4 separate regions of the Homo sapiens genome follow, and regions 1, 2 and 3 are each linked to region 4. The links are chromatin contacts, found by Hi-C or POLR2A ChIA-PET in ENCODE. All regions are on one chromosome and are shown on one strand. The core of a region is the stretch at or near the end of the contact, and the rest is flanking DNA. Distances in the headings are between cores, read along the strand shown.

Region 1 (2,700 bases), core at 2-2,501, 1.0 Mb after region 4:
CCTAGCAATACTACTAGAACCACCTCTCCTACAGCATCAGTCAATCCAACAACCCTTACCAAATAGTGTCTTTTTAAAACATCGTTTTTAAAGTGGAGACAGGGTCTCACAATATTGGCCAGGCTGGTCTTGATCTCCTGGGCAAGGAATCCTCCCGCCTCGGCCTCCCAAAGTGCTAGGATAACAAGCGTGAGCCGCCTCGCCAGGCTCCTACCGCCCTGCTGCCTTTCTGAGCAACTTAAGTTTTTCAGACTGTGTTGACAATTACAAGAACTATTTAATAGCTCCACTTATGCAGCACTTACTGTGTGCAAAACCCCGTGATGAGCATCTCCTGTGAATTATTTCTTCCCAAATTCACAAACTTGTCAGATGAGATTACTGTGTACCCAACGAACAGCCAGACACTGGGGCAAAGGCTCAAAAACCATCACAAGGTGGGAAGGGGCCTGAGACTCAGAGACCTGCCTGGTCCCCAAATCCAGTTATTCGGCTCTCGATCCTCTCACCCGCCGCGGCCCCCATCGAACCCGACTTTTCATACTAGAAAGTGACAGGTCCAGATAAAGGCAGCAAAGCCAAATAACTAAGAGTGGCTGCGGGTCCAGCCACCTGGGTCGGAATCCTGGCTCTGCCACTTCCTGGCTTTGTAAACCCAGTCATATCAGCCTCCGAGTACCTCCACTTGGTCATCTACTAAGTGGGGGCGGTAGGCTATGACTGACCCATCCCTGCTTTCCTGGCCCCCAGAGTAGGTCCCCAGTATCGGGAATTGCTCCCTCCGGGCAGCCGCAGACCCCCTGCCGCCCTCCAGCGTGCCCCTAGCCCAAAACCACGGCGGATGGCAGCGGATTATCCAGCCCCGAACGCCGCAAAGCGAGCTCACCATGATGGCGCCTCCTGCTCGGCCAGGTCCGGAAAGAGAGAACGGGCTGGGGTGGGCGGGGAAAGCCTCAAGCGAGTGGCGCCGCCGTGACGTCACATGGGTGCGACGCGGCGCTCTACCACGATCCGGACTTCTCTGTGGTGAGTTGGACGACTGACTAGCCGGGCGATAACGGCAGAGAGCATAGAGCGCAGGAACAAGCGCAACGTCCAAGAGGGAAGGGCCAGCACGTCGGGGGCCTCTCTGGCCCTACCCAGGCCGTGTTCTCGATAGCTTTCCGGAAGAAAGGGATCTGGGAGCGAGATGCGTGTAGCTAGCACGATGCGTCGCGCGGTGACGCTCTGGCCCGACGCCGACGGCCTCTCAGTGGCTCCCGGAGGACCCGGCGGGCCCAGTGTTGGAGGTGAGGAGGCGGGGCTGGCAGGGCTAGTCGGGGCATCTGGAAATTTCCGACCCCACGCTTCGGGCGTTTCCTTATCAGGTTCACCGCTCCCTGATCTCGCGCTGCACTTCGTAGGCGCAGCCGCTGCTTGGGAAGTCCTACTTAAGGTCTAACCCGAGATGATCTTGCTGCACCTCAATCTATAGCATCCTGTATTCCCATCCTTTGAGTTCCGCTTCTCCTTCTCCCCCGGCCCCTAGATGGCCCTTCCCTGACCTAGAAAGAGGGAGACAGAGTTTCATAGGGGAGGCAAAATGGAGACTCCGTGGCTTGGGGGTGGGGGGAATGGAGGCCCAAAGGGTAGGAAGGAGACCTAGAAAGAGGGGTGAGATGGAGACCCAGGGAGAAGTAGTGGCAAAGAAAGATGGTGAGATGGGGCCTTGCAAGGCTATAACCAAATTCAAATCCTGGCTCTGCTAGTTACTAATGGGGTGATTGGGCAAGTCATTTAACCTCTCTGTGATCTTGGGAAAATCACTTAACTTCTTTGGGCCTTACTCTCCTTATGGACAAAAAGGGGATGACAACAGGCCTGGCACACAGGGGTGTTTTTCAGGATTATGAAAGTTAATAAAACTGCTGAGGTCAATATTTTGCACATAATAAGTGCTCAATAAAAATTAGCCTTCACTCCTATTATAGCATACATATTGTGTGCAACCAGATGGACTGGCTGGGGCAGTGATTAAAATGACTTATCTACTCTTCCCCCCACCCGCCAGGGAGGCCCCTGCCTCTTGGTTCTCAGGCACATTGAGCCTGGAAGGGCCTCCTGCAGTTGGCTGTCAATGCTGCTCCTCACTTACCTCTCCTCCACAGAGCTGAAGGTCAGGCCAGGACAGTGAGACCTGACTCCTTGCTCCTACCAGCCTACTATGGCTTAAGACCCAGGGCCAGGGTCCCGTTGATGTAACAGAGCAGAGGACCAGCAGATGAATGGACACCTTGAAGCAGAGGAGCAGCAGGACCAGGTAAGGGACCATCTAAAAGCCAAGATCCTCATACTGTGGAAAGACAAAATCTGAAGCTTTTCTTTAAAAAAAAAAAAAAAAAATTGGAGGCCAGGCGTGGTAGCTCAAGCTTGTAATCCCAGCACTCTGGGAGGCCAAGGCCTGCGGATCACCTGAGGCCAGGAGTTCGAGATCAGCCTGGCCAACATGGTGAAACCCCATCTCTACTAAAAATACAAAAATTAGCCAGGCATGGTGATGCGCACCTGTAATCCCAGCTACTCGGGAGACTGAGGCAGGAGAATCATTTGAACCCGGGAGGCAGAGGTTGCAGTGAGCCGAGATCGCGCTGCACTCCAGCCTGGGTGACAGAGTGAGACTCCGTCTCAAAAAAAAAAAAGAAAAAACAGGGTCTCACTCTT
Region 2 (2,700 bases), core at 4-2,503, 1.0 Mb before region 4:
CAAAAGGAAAAGGCTTCTTGTGCCCAGGCTGCAGATCCAAACCCCAGGGAAGGACTCTCATTGGTTCAGTCTCCATTCTGTTCCAGGTGGAGCATAATGATTGGTCCAGCCTGACTCGTTTGCCCATCTCTTAACCATCAACATGGTGGGGAGGGGACACGCAGGAGACTGTCAGCTCCTATCCTAAACGGGGGAGGGGGCAGGGGTGATCATTTTCTGAGCTCCTATAAACAAAGTTTCAGTTCTTTTTCCTCCTATGGCTGGAACACTGGAATAAGGAAAGAGGTCGTCTGTCTGGAGAGGCTGGTTGGGGAGTATGGTCTCCCCAGCCCAGCCAAGCTCAGGTCCCTGCATACAGCAGGCGCCTAATTGATGCTTATAGCACGAATGACTGAATGAATACCCCGTTCCCACAGGCTGTCCTGGGATGGTCCTAATTTCACAGACCCTGAGCGGATCAAGAATGAAGCGGGCCCAGGGGTCCCGCCCACCGGCTGAGTGCGTCTTAGGACGCAGAGACAAGACCACGGAGGGCGGAACCTCTGAGCGTTAGGTGGCACCTTGGAGACCCCGCCACCTCCAAAGGCCCAGTTAGGGGCGGAGCTTCTAAACCCTAGCATTTTGGATTGAACCATCGTCCGTCGGTTAAAGGGGAGAGCCGAGAAAGCCCTTCTGCATTTGTCGCCAGCCTTTTTACCACCTCCTGGCCACAGAAACGACGTATTTGCTTCTCTAACGGCGACGCCGTTTCCCCCTTCGCCTCGTTACTCCTCAAAGCCCCACGCGGCCACAGAGTTCAGACTTACCCACCACCACCTTGCAGTGGCTCGCCCCAGTTTGACGCATTGCAGGGAAGGTCGGACCAATGGGCGCCAAGCTCTCATTTCCGCCATGGGCCAGGCCCAATAGTGACGCGGCTCACAGAGGGACGCGTCACGCACCGCCGAGCTGTGCCCCTCCGCCGAAGAAAGTGAAGTGGGCCCGGGAGGCGGGGCGCGCGGCGAGGGAAAGTAGTCCGGCGACGGGAGCGAGCGCGCGCGCGCCCGGCGGCAAACCCAATTCCTGTGCAGGGTGGGGACGAGAGATTCGCGGGCCCGTAGGTGTGGAGCGGGGCGCGGAGGGATCCGTGGGAGCCGCAGTGCGGCGGCGCGCGGGCCGGGTGGGGCGGGGCCGAGCGAGGCGGGGCGCGCGCGGCGGCCGTTGAGGGACCGTTGGGGCGGGAGGCGGCGGCGGCGGCGGCGCGCGCTGCGGGCAGTGAGTGTGGAGGCGCGGACGCGCGGCGGAGCTGGAACTGCTGCAGCTGCTGCCGCCGCCGGAGGAACCTTGATCCCCGTGCTCCGGACACCCCGGGCCTCGCCATGGTGAGTGAGGCTGGGGGGTCGCCGAGGCTGCGGGCTCTGAGGCGGGCTTAACGGGGCAGGACCCCTGAGGGGGCGACAGAGCCCAGAGTGGGGGGCGTCCGGGCCCGGCGAGAGCCTCGGGACCCTTTTCTACCCGCGTTGTCGGGGGCTGTTGAACCCAGAGCGGGACGTCTGGATCACCAGAGGTTTCCAGAAGCGACTTTAGCACCAAATGGGATGTTTAAGTCCACAAATGGGTATCTGAGCCCCTAAAGGGGACATTTGAACCCCGGATGGAGGATCGGGACCCTCAGTGGGACCCCTCAAAAGGATTTTGGACCCAGGATGGGGCGTTGGGTTTCAGGATGGAGGTGTTTGGACCCCAGGGGACGAAATAAGAAAGATGGGCTGGGGAGGGGAGCTATTCGGGCCCTGATGAAGGCGTTTGGTCCTGAGAGGATGCGGGGAACGGGGGACGAAGGGAGGCTGGGCTGCTCCTGGATGGGGTGGTGGAGGGTAGCTGGGCCCGGGCGGGGAGGGGCGACCCCTGGGCTCCTGTGGAGCAGAGGAGAGGGTCAAGGATGGGCGGTCACTTCTACAGATGAGACTCCCGAGGGTGGGGGAGGGTGGGGGAGGGTGGTCTCCAGAGCCCAGCACTGCAGAGGAGGAGGAGGGTGAGGTGCAAGCTTATGGGAGGAAGAGCCTGGGGTGGGTGGCAGCGGAGATTAGAAGATACTCTTGAAGGCTTCCGGGACGGAGAAGGATCAGGGTCGTGGAGGTGGTGAAAAGGGATGGTGAGAGTGGGGCTCGCCAGTAGTCGGGGGACAGGGACCCTTGGGGTTAATTTGGAAGTAGCTAGAAAAGGTTCCGAGGTTACTAGTGGGTTAAGACTGTTGCTCTAGAAAGACAGAATTTTTTTAACGGGGTGGGAGTGTTGTGTTTGGGTCCAAGAGAAGATGGATTTCCAAGGTGAGGGGTGGGGGAGGACTTGGGCTTGGGTGGTTGGGAGGTGAGGTGGAAGGAGAAAATGAATGGCAGTCAGGGGGGCCTAGGTTTGGGGGTGGATGTGGGTAGCACCCTGCCAGTCTCCAGGGACAGGCCAGGACAAAGACGGCTCAGTGTGGATGGGGAGTGGGCTGCAGGGCCCGGAGGAAGCTTTTCTACCGTCCTCCTTCCTCAGGAAGAACGCGGCTGGGTGGAAGACACCGGGGCAGTGGGAGCAGGTGGGCGGAGCTGTTCGGGCCCCTATTGCGCACTGAAGCCTCATGAAATGGGGATGGGAGATCAAAGTTTGGGGTGCCTCGAATGAGCCAGCTTTTTCAAGCCTAGAAGCCTCACTCTGTCGCTGCCCTTTTCAGGC
Region 3 (2,700 bases), core at 131-2,630, 1.2 Mb after region 4:
TACTGTCCCAAACAGCTCAGGAATGTCCCCTATCCAAAGCCCAGCACTTTTCCCCATTATAACCAGCATTGTCTCTGCCAAATATCAGGGCTTATTTCCTATTCACCAGGTCTGAAATTAAAAAAAAAAAAAAAATCCCATTGTTGTCTTTTTCAATCCCCAGGACTATCCCTATGTTGCTGTCTAGGCCAGTACCTTCCAGACTGTCCCTACCATGGTCCAGCACTGTCCTCTCCACACCCCGGGACTGTCCCCATCACAGCTGAGGACTCAGCCCAATTATCTCCATTACAGGATATCTCTATCTTCATCAGAGCCTAGGAATGTCCCATCATGAGTTCAGGGCCATTCTATGACACCAGAACTGTGCCATGATGAGACGGTCCACATCAGTCCCAAGTGGACCTGTCAAAGCCCAGTACTGCCCCACCACAGTCCAGGAGTGTCACCACTAAAGCCCAGATTGCCCACATACCCCAGGTATCCCAGGACTATCCCTATCAGTCACTAAGAGCCGAAAAAAGTGAAATTCTGCCCTGACATTCATCAGCTAGGATAAGAGACTCAAATAAAGTCAGGTGTAAAGTTAACAGACAGTTCTCCCAAGGTTACACCGCAGCTGTGAAGGCTTGTAATGACCCCTTTCTTTGGCTGTTTCCTTCCTCACTGAGAAACCTTGTTCTCTGAAATCATAGACTCTGGGAAACGCTGCTGCTGTTTGACATCGCACAGTCAGAAGGGATCGTCTCAGCCAGCCTGCAGCATCTGTCACTTTGACCATGAGACGCTGCCTCGATTTCCAATCCAGGTGCAAAGCTTCAGATAGGAGTTTGGGAAGCACAGCAATCCCCATCTCTTATTTTTTTCAACTTTCATTCCAAGAAAATAGGACCTTGAGTCCAATTCCCAGAGCTGAGACTTGAGGTCCAACTCTGCCTTCACCTGCACCCGGCCCTGGAGGTCTGGGCCCCTTTATTCCAGCTCCCGCACAGGCTGATGCCCCACCGCACCCCAGGGCTCCGCTCCCCAAATCACAACCTCCCCACCCCCACGCCTCCCTCATTACAGGGTCCTCCACCATGTTTCCCTTTTTTTTTTTTTTTTTACCTCCCCGCCAATTACTTGCCCCACCTCATCCGCGTCTACCTGCTCCCCCTCACCCCATTAAAGCCTCGTGCTCCTTTCCAAAGGGCGCCATCCTCCTCCGCGCCCTGCAGCGGAACCCCAGGGCGGGAGGAGCGGCGCCGAGTCGGACCGGCTGCAGGCCAGTGGTCTTCCCGGAAGTGCGCCTCCCCCGGTTATTTCCCAGACCCCGGCGCGGGGCTGCGAACCCACCTGCCCCAGAGCGGCTGCGGCCATGATCCGTGCGGCGCGTAACTGTGCCCGCCCGGGGCGCGGCTCCGAAGAGAGACGTTCCGGCCACGCCCCGCTCACGCCTCCTTCTGGGGGAAGGCGGCCGACCAGCGCCCCAGGCCGTCCCAGCTCCAGGGCGTCGGCAGGGAGCCGGACACTGCTGCGGGGCGCAGGCGCTGGTGGGAGGGCAGGACTTGAAATACGGTCCCTGCCAGGCGAAGTGGCTCAGGTCTGTAATCTTAGCACTTTGGGAGGCCGAAGCGGGCGGATTACCTGAGGTCAGGAGTTAGAGACCAGCCTGGTCCAACATGATGAAACCCCGTCTCTACTAAAAATACAAAAAATTAGCCGGGCGTGGTGGCGGGCGCCTGTAATCTTAGCTACTCGGAAAGCTGAGGCAGGAGAATTGCTTGAATCGGGGAGGCAGAGGTTGCAGTGAGCCGAGATGATGCCACTGCACTCCAGCCTGGGCGACAGAGTGAGACTCCGTCTCAAAAAAAAAAAAAAAAAAAAGTCCTGGCTTGGTGGCTCACACCTGTAATCCCAGCACTTTGGGGGCCAAGGCGGGTGGATCACCTGAGGCCAGGAGTTCAAGACCAGCCTGGCCGACATGGGGAAACCCCGTCTCTACTAAAAATACAAAAATTAAGGCCAGGCACGGTGGCTTACGCCTGTAATCCCAGCACTTTGGGAGGCCGAGGTGGGCGGATCACAAGGTCAGGAGTTCAAGACCCGCCTGACCAACATGGTGAAACCCCGTCTCTACTAAAGATACAAAAATTAGCCGGGTGTGGTGGTGTGCGCCTGTAATCCCAGCTACTAGGGAGGCTGAGGCAGGAGAATCATTTGAACCCTGGAGGCGGACGTTGCGGTGAGCCGAGATCGCGCCACTGCATTTCCAGCCTGGGTGACAGGGTGAGACTCCGTCTCAAAATAAATAAATAAATAAAAATAAATACATAAAAATACAAAAATTAGTCGAGCGTGGTGCCGGGGGCCTGTAATCCCAGCTATTCGGGAGGCTGAGGCAGGAGAATCGCTTGAACCCGGGAGGCGGAGGTTGCAGTGAGCCGACATTGCACCACAGCACTCCAGCCTGGGCGACAGAGTGAGACTCCGTCTCAAATTAAAAAAAAAAAAAAAAAATCGTATCCCTCGGCCATCGTGTCTCGGCAATCCTACCCTGGGACACTCTGTCTCCAAATTCTACCCCCACAGTGCCCCCAAGTCCTGTCCCCGGGTCACTATCCTGCCACCCCTAACAGCCACAGGCCCAAACAGCCAAACCGCGGGACCCTTCCCTCACAGGGCGTCGCCCTGTTTTTCTGCGCTCCGCCCCAGTCCTCC
Region 4 (2,700 bases), core at 97-2,596:
TTTGTTTGGACAGGGTCTCGCTATGTTGCCCAGGCTGGATAAATTATTATTATTATTACTATTTTTGAGACAGAGTTTCCCTCTTGTCGCCCAGGCTGGAGTGCAATGGTGTGATCTCGGCTCACTGCAACCTCTGCCTTCCGGATTCAAGCGATTCTCCTGCCTCAGCCTCCCAAGCAGCTGGGATTACAGGCGTGCACCACCACACCCAGCTAAGTTTTGTATTATTAGTAGAGAAGGGGTTTCACCATGTTGGCCAGGCTGGTCTCGAACTCCTGACCTCAGGTGATCTACCCTCCTCGGCCTCCCAAAGTGTTGGGATTACAGGTGTGAGCCACTGCGCCTGGCCGATAAATTATAAAAAAAAAAAATACGTTGAAGTAAATATTATGGGTAGTACCGCCAAGATACTAGAACACATGTTAAGGCTTAAAAAAACAGAGGCCGGGCACTTTGGGAGGCCGAGAATAGCTTGAACCCAGGGGACGGAGGTTGCGGTGAGCCTAGATCGTGCCACTGCACTCCAGCCTGGGCGAAAGAGCGAAACTCCGTCTCAAAACAAAACAAAATATAACACAACAACAACAAAATCACAATCTGTCTCGATTACTCATTTATTCAACCCGCATTCACCTACTGTGTGCACGAGCTTTTCTAGGGCACTGGGGAGGCAGAAGGGACTAAAACAAAGTATAAATCTCCCTGGGCTGCAAGCATCGGGAGGGCAGGTCCGGGGGCTCTGTGTCCCCACTGGGCCCCCAGCACTGCGCAGCGCACACAGTGGGCGCTCACCAAGCGCTCGCTAAGGGCAACGCGTGAATCCGTGTCCCGCCAGCAGGGCGTTTACGGCCTGGTGGGGCGGAAACGGACCCGACACCACCGCGGCGTCCTGGGGCTTCTGGGAATCCCATCAGCGCGGCCAGAGCGGCCGGGGACAGGCTCCGAGGCAGGCCCGACCCGCCTCCCCGGCGCCGCCGTGGCTCGACGGAGACCAGCTAGGGTGAGTGATCGAGCCACGCCTGGGGTCCCGGCCTGTCACCCCGAAGTCCCCGCCGCCTTCCACCCTGTCAGGCTCCAACTCTGGGCTCCGGCGCGGTCCCACCTCCGGGGGGAACTCCCCTCCATCCCCTCCATTTCCTTCATCCTCGACTCCCGCTATCTTTTCGGACCTGCGGCGCTCCCCCTGGACGCGTCCTCCCGCCGGACGACCGTCCTCCGCCTCAGGGGACGCGCCCAGGACGCACGGCGCCCCCTCCCCAGCCGGACCGGCGGTCTGGGAGCGCGGATCCCTTCAGCTCCCCCGCGCCCCAGCATCCGGATCAGGGCTCGAGGCAGTCGACAAACTACACCCGAGCTCGAGCAGGCGCGCCCCTGAACCCCCGGGACTGGGGCTGGGGGCGGGGGCGGCGCCGGCGCGGAGGGCCCAGTCCCCGGACGTCCGCAGCCTCCCATTGGCTCCGGGTCCCGCCGCTCGGCCTGGCGGGGCCGGGGCTGGTCCGCCCGGACGCGGGGCGGGGATTCCTGAAGCCCCTCCTCCGGCGAGGGCGGAGGGAAGAGGAGGAGGAGGAGGAGGAGGAAGGGGGTGGGGGGCGGAACACAAAACCTGAGAGGTTTTTTTTTTTTTTTTTCCGTTTGCATTTAATTAAAAAAAATTTTTTTTTTTTTTGCATACCCGAGGGGCGCTCCCCGGAACGGGCGCGGGCCCGGGGCGCGCGGGCCTGGGCGCGGGGCGGCGGCGGGGGCCCGGCAGCGGCTGCCGAGCGGCCGCCATGCGATCAGGCAGTGCGCTGACCGGCCCGGCCGGCCGGCCCCTTCTGGGTCCTCCCTTTGCAGCCCGTGCGGGGCCGTCTCGGAGACCCCGCGCCGACGGCTGCTCAAACATCAGGGTGAGTTTCTCACAATGTAGCAATTTCTCTTTAAATCTCTTAACTCTCTCTACCTGCGAGTCGGGGCTGTGACAGGGCGCAAAAGCGAGGGGGGAGTGGGGGTTGGCGGCGAGGGTGTGTGTGGGGGGAGCCGGAGCCGGGGCCGAACCCACCCCCGCGACACTCTCACACTCAGCCCCCCAGCCGGGGCGCAGCGCCCGCTGCCTCCTTTTTTTTTTTTTTTTTTTTTTCCTGCTCGGCGCCCACCGCCACCGGCACCCCCAGCCCCGCGTCTCTTCCACCACCGCCGCCGCCCCGATCCTATGGGGACCCCCCCCCAACCGGCTTCCCTGCCCAGACCCGGCGCCCAGTGCCTCCCCGGCCCTCCCGCCGGCTGCCGGGGATACAATGGAGCGGCGGAGAGAGGAGACCTAACGTTCCACGGGGGGAGGGGCGCGGAGACCCCCTCCCCGTCCCGGCCCCCTCCCCTCGCCCCGCTCCCCGCCTTTCGGGGAAGGCGAAGGCCACCGGGCAGCGGGCGGTGATCTCCCGGCCGGAGGCGGAGAGCCTGCATCTCCCCGCCTCGCTCGGCCCCTGCGCCCCCTCCCCAAATCCCTCCCGTGGGTGTCGCGGACAGTGGGGGGCCCTGGAAAGCTGGGGAGGGATGGATGGGGAAGGAGGCCACCGGGGCTCCCCCCTTCGCACCGCCCCTAAACAATGAAAGGAGTTGACTTGACCCCCAGCCCCCGGCAATAGAGGGAGGTGACCCCCTCCCCCACCCCCAGCTGAGGCTCATCCCGGAGGGGGCCGTTACGGGGGTGGGGGGGGTGAGCGC

The links. Hi-C counts contacts between places; a loop is a spot of excess contacts on that map. ChIA-PET counts read pairs that join two places held with the same protein, here RNA polymerase II (POLR2A). Pooled maps may share reads with other maps.
Region 1: a loop to region 4 is called in a pooled map, with 19 times the contacts of the local background. The contact joins the promoter of SPHK2 here to the promoter of BICRA-AS2 in region 4. A Hi-C loop is called at or near these places in 1 of 37 single-sample maps with no recorded cell type and 6 of 50 pooled maps. POLR2A ChIA-PET finds 5 or more read pairs at or near these places in 1 of 52 experiments (activated CD4-positive, alpha-beta T cell).
Region 2: a map of naive thymus-derived CD4-positive, alpha-beta T cell shows a loop between it and region 4 (12-fold over the local background). The contact joins the promoter of CALM3 here to the promoter of BICRA-AS2 in region 4. A Hi-C loop is called at or near these places in 1 of 168 maps with a recorded cell type or tissue (naive thymus-derived CD4-positive, alpha-beta T cell), 5 of 37 single-sample maps with no recorded cell type and 12 of 50 pooled maps. POLR2A ChIA-PET finds 5 or more read pairs at or near these places in 1 of 52 experiments (activated B cell).
Region 3: a pooled map shows a loop between it and region 4 (2.5-fold over the local background). The contact joins the promoter of BCAT2 here to the promoter of BICRA-AS2 in region 4. A Hi-C loop is called at or near these places in 2 of 50 pooled maps. POLR2A ChIA-PET finds 5 or more read pairs at or near these places in 2 of 52 experiments (OCI-LY7 and activated naive CD8-positive, alpha-beta T cell).

The regions. Positions count from the first base shown.
Region 1 is chr19:48,618,255-48,620,954 of GRCh38, forward strand. SPHK2 (sphingosine kinase 2) reads left to right here and starts at 1,252. Exons shown (of 7, transcript NM_020126.5): 1 at 1,252-1,289; 2 at 2,148-2,299. The coding sequence starts at 2,261. It overlaps RPL18 (ribosomal protein L18), which reads right to left and starts at 924. Exons shown (of 7, transcript NM_000979.4): 1 at 887-924. The coding sequence starts at 889. RefSeq lists enhancers at 1-395, 666-1,345, 1,506-1,595.
Region 2 is chr19:46,600,077-46,602,776 of GRCh38, forward strand. It overlaps CALM3 (calmodulin 3), which reads left to right and starts at 1,254. Exons shown (of 6, transcript NM_005184.4): 1 at 1,254-1,361. The coding sequence starts at 1,359. It also overlaps the pseudogene PPP5D1P. RefSeq lists an enhancer at 519-1,018 and a silencer at 1,149-1,288.
Region 3 is chr19:48,809,649-48,812,348 of GRCh38, forward strand. BCAT2 (branched chain amino acid transaminase 2) reads right to left here and starts at 1,381. Exons shown (of 11, transcript NM_001190.4): 1 at 1,336-1,381. The coding sequence starts at 1,359. It overlaps LOC105372432 (a long non-coding RNA gene), which reads left to right. Exons shown (of 3, transcript XR_936017.4): 3 at 696-1,189. RefSeq lists enhancers at 961-1,030, 1,304-1,598, silencers at 1,351-1,570, 2,647-2,700 and a cis regulatory region at 2,460-2,700.
Region 4 is chr19:47,607,283-47,609,982 of GRCh38, forward strand. BICRA-AS2 (BICRA antisense RNA 2) reads right to left here and starts at 1,347. Exons shown (of 1, transcript NR_186352.1): 1 at 591-1,347. It overlaps BICRA (BRD4 interacting chromatin remodeling complex associated protein), which reads left to right and starts at 1,852. Exons shown (of 15, transcript NM_001394372.1): 1 at 1,852-1,886. RefSeq lists silencers at 857-936, 1,007-1,056, 1,107-1,186, 1,247-1,626, 1,737-1,786 and 3 more.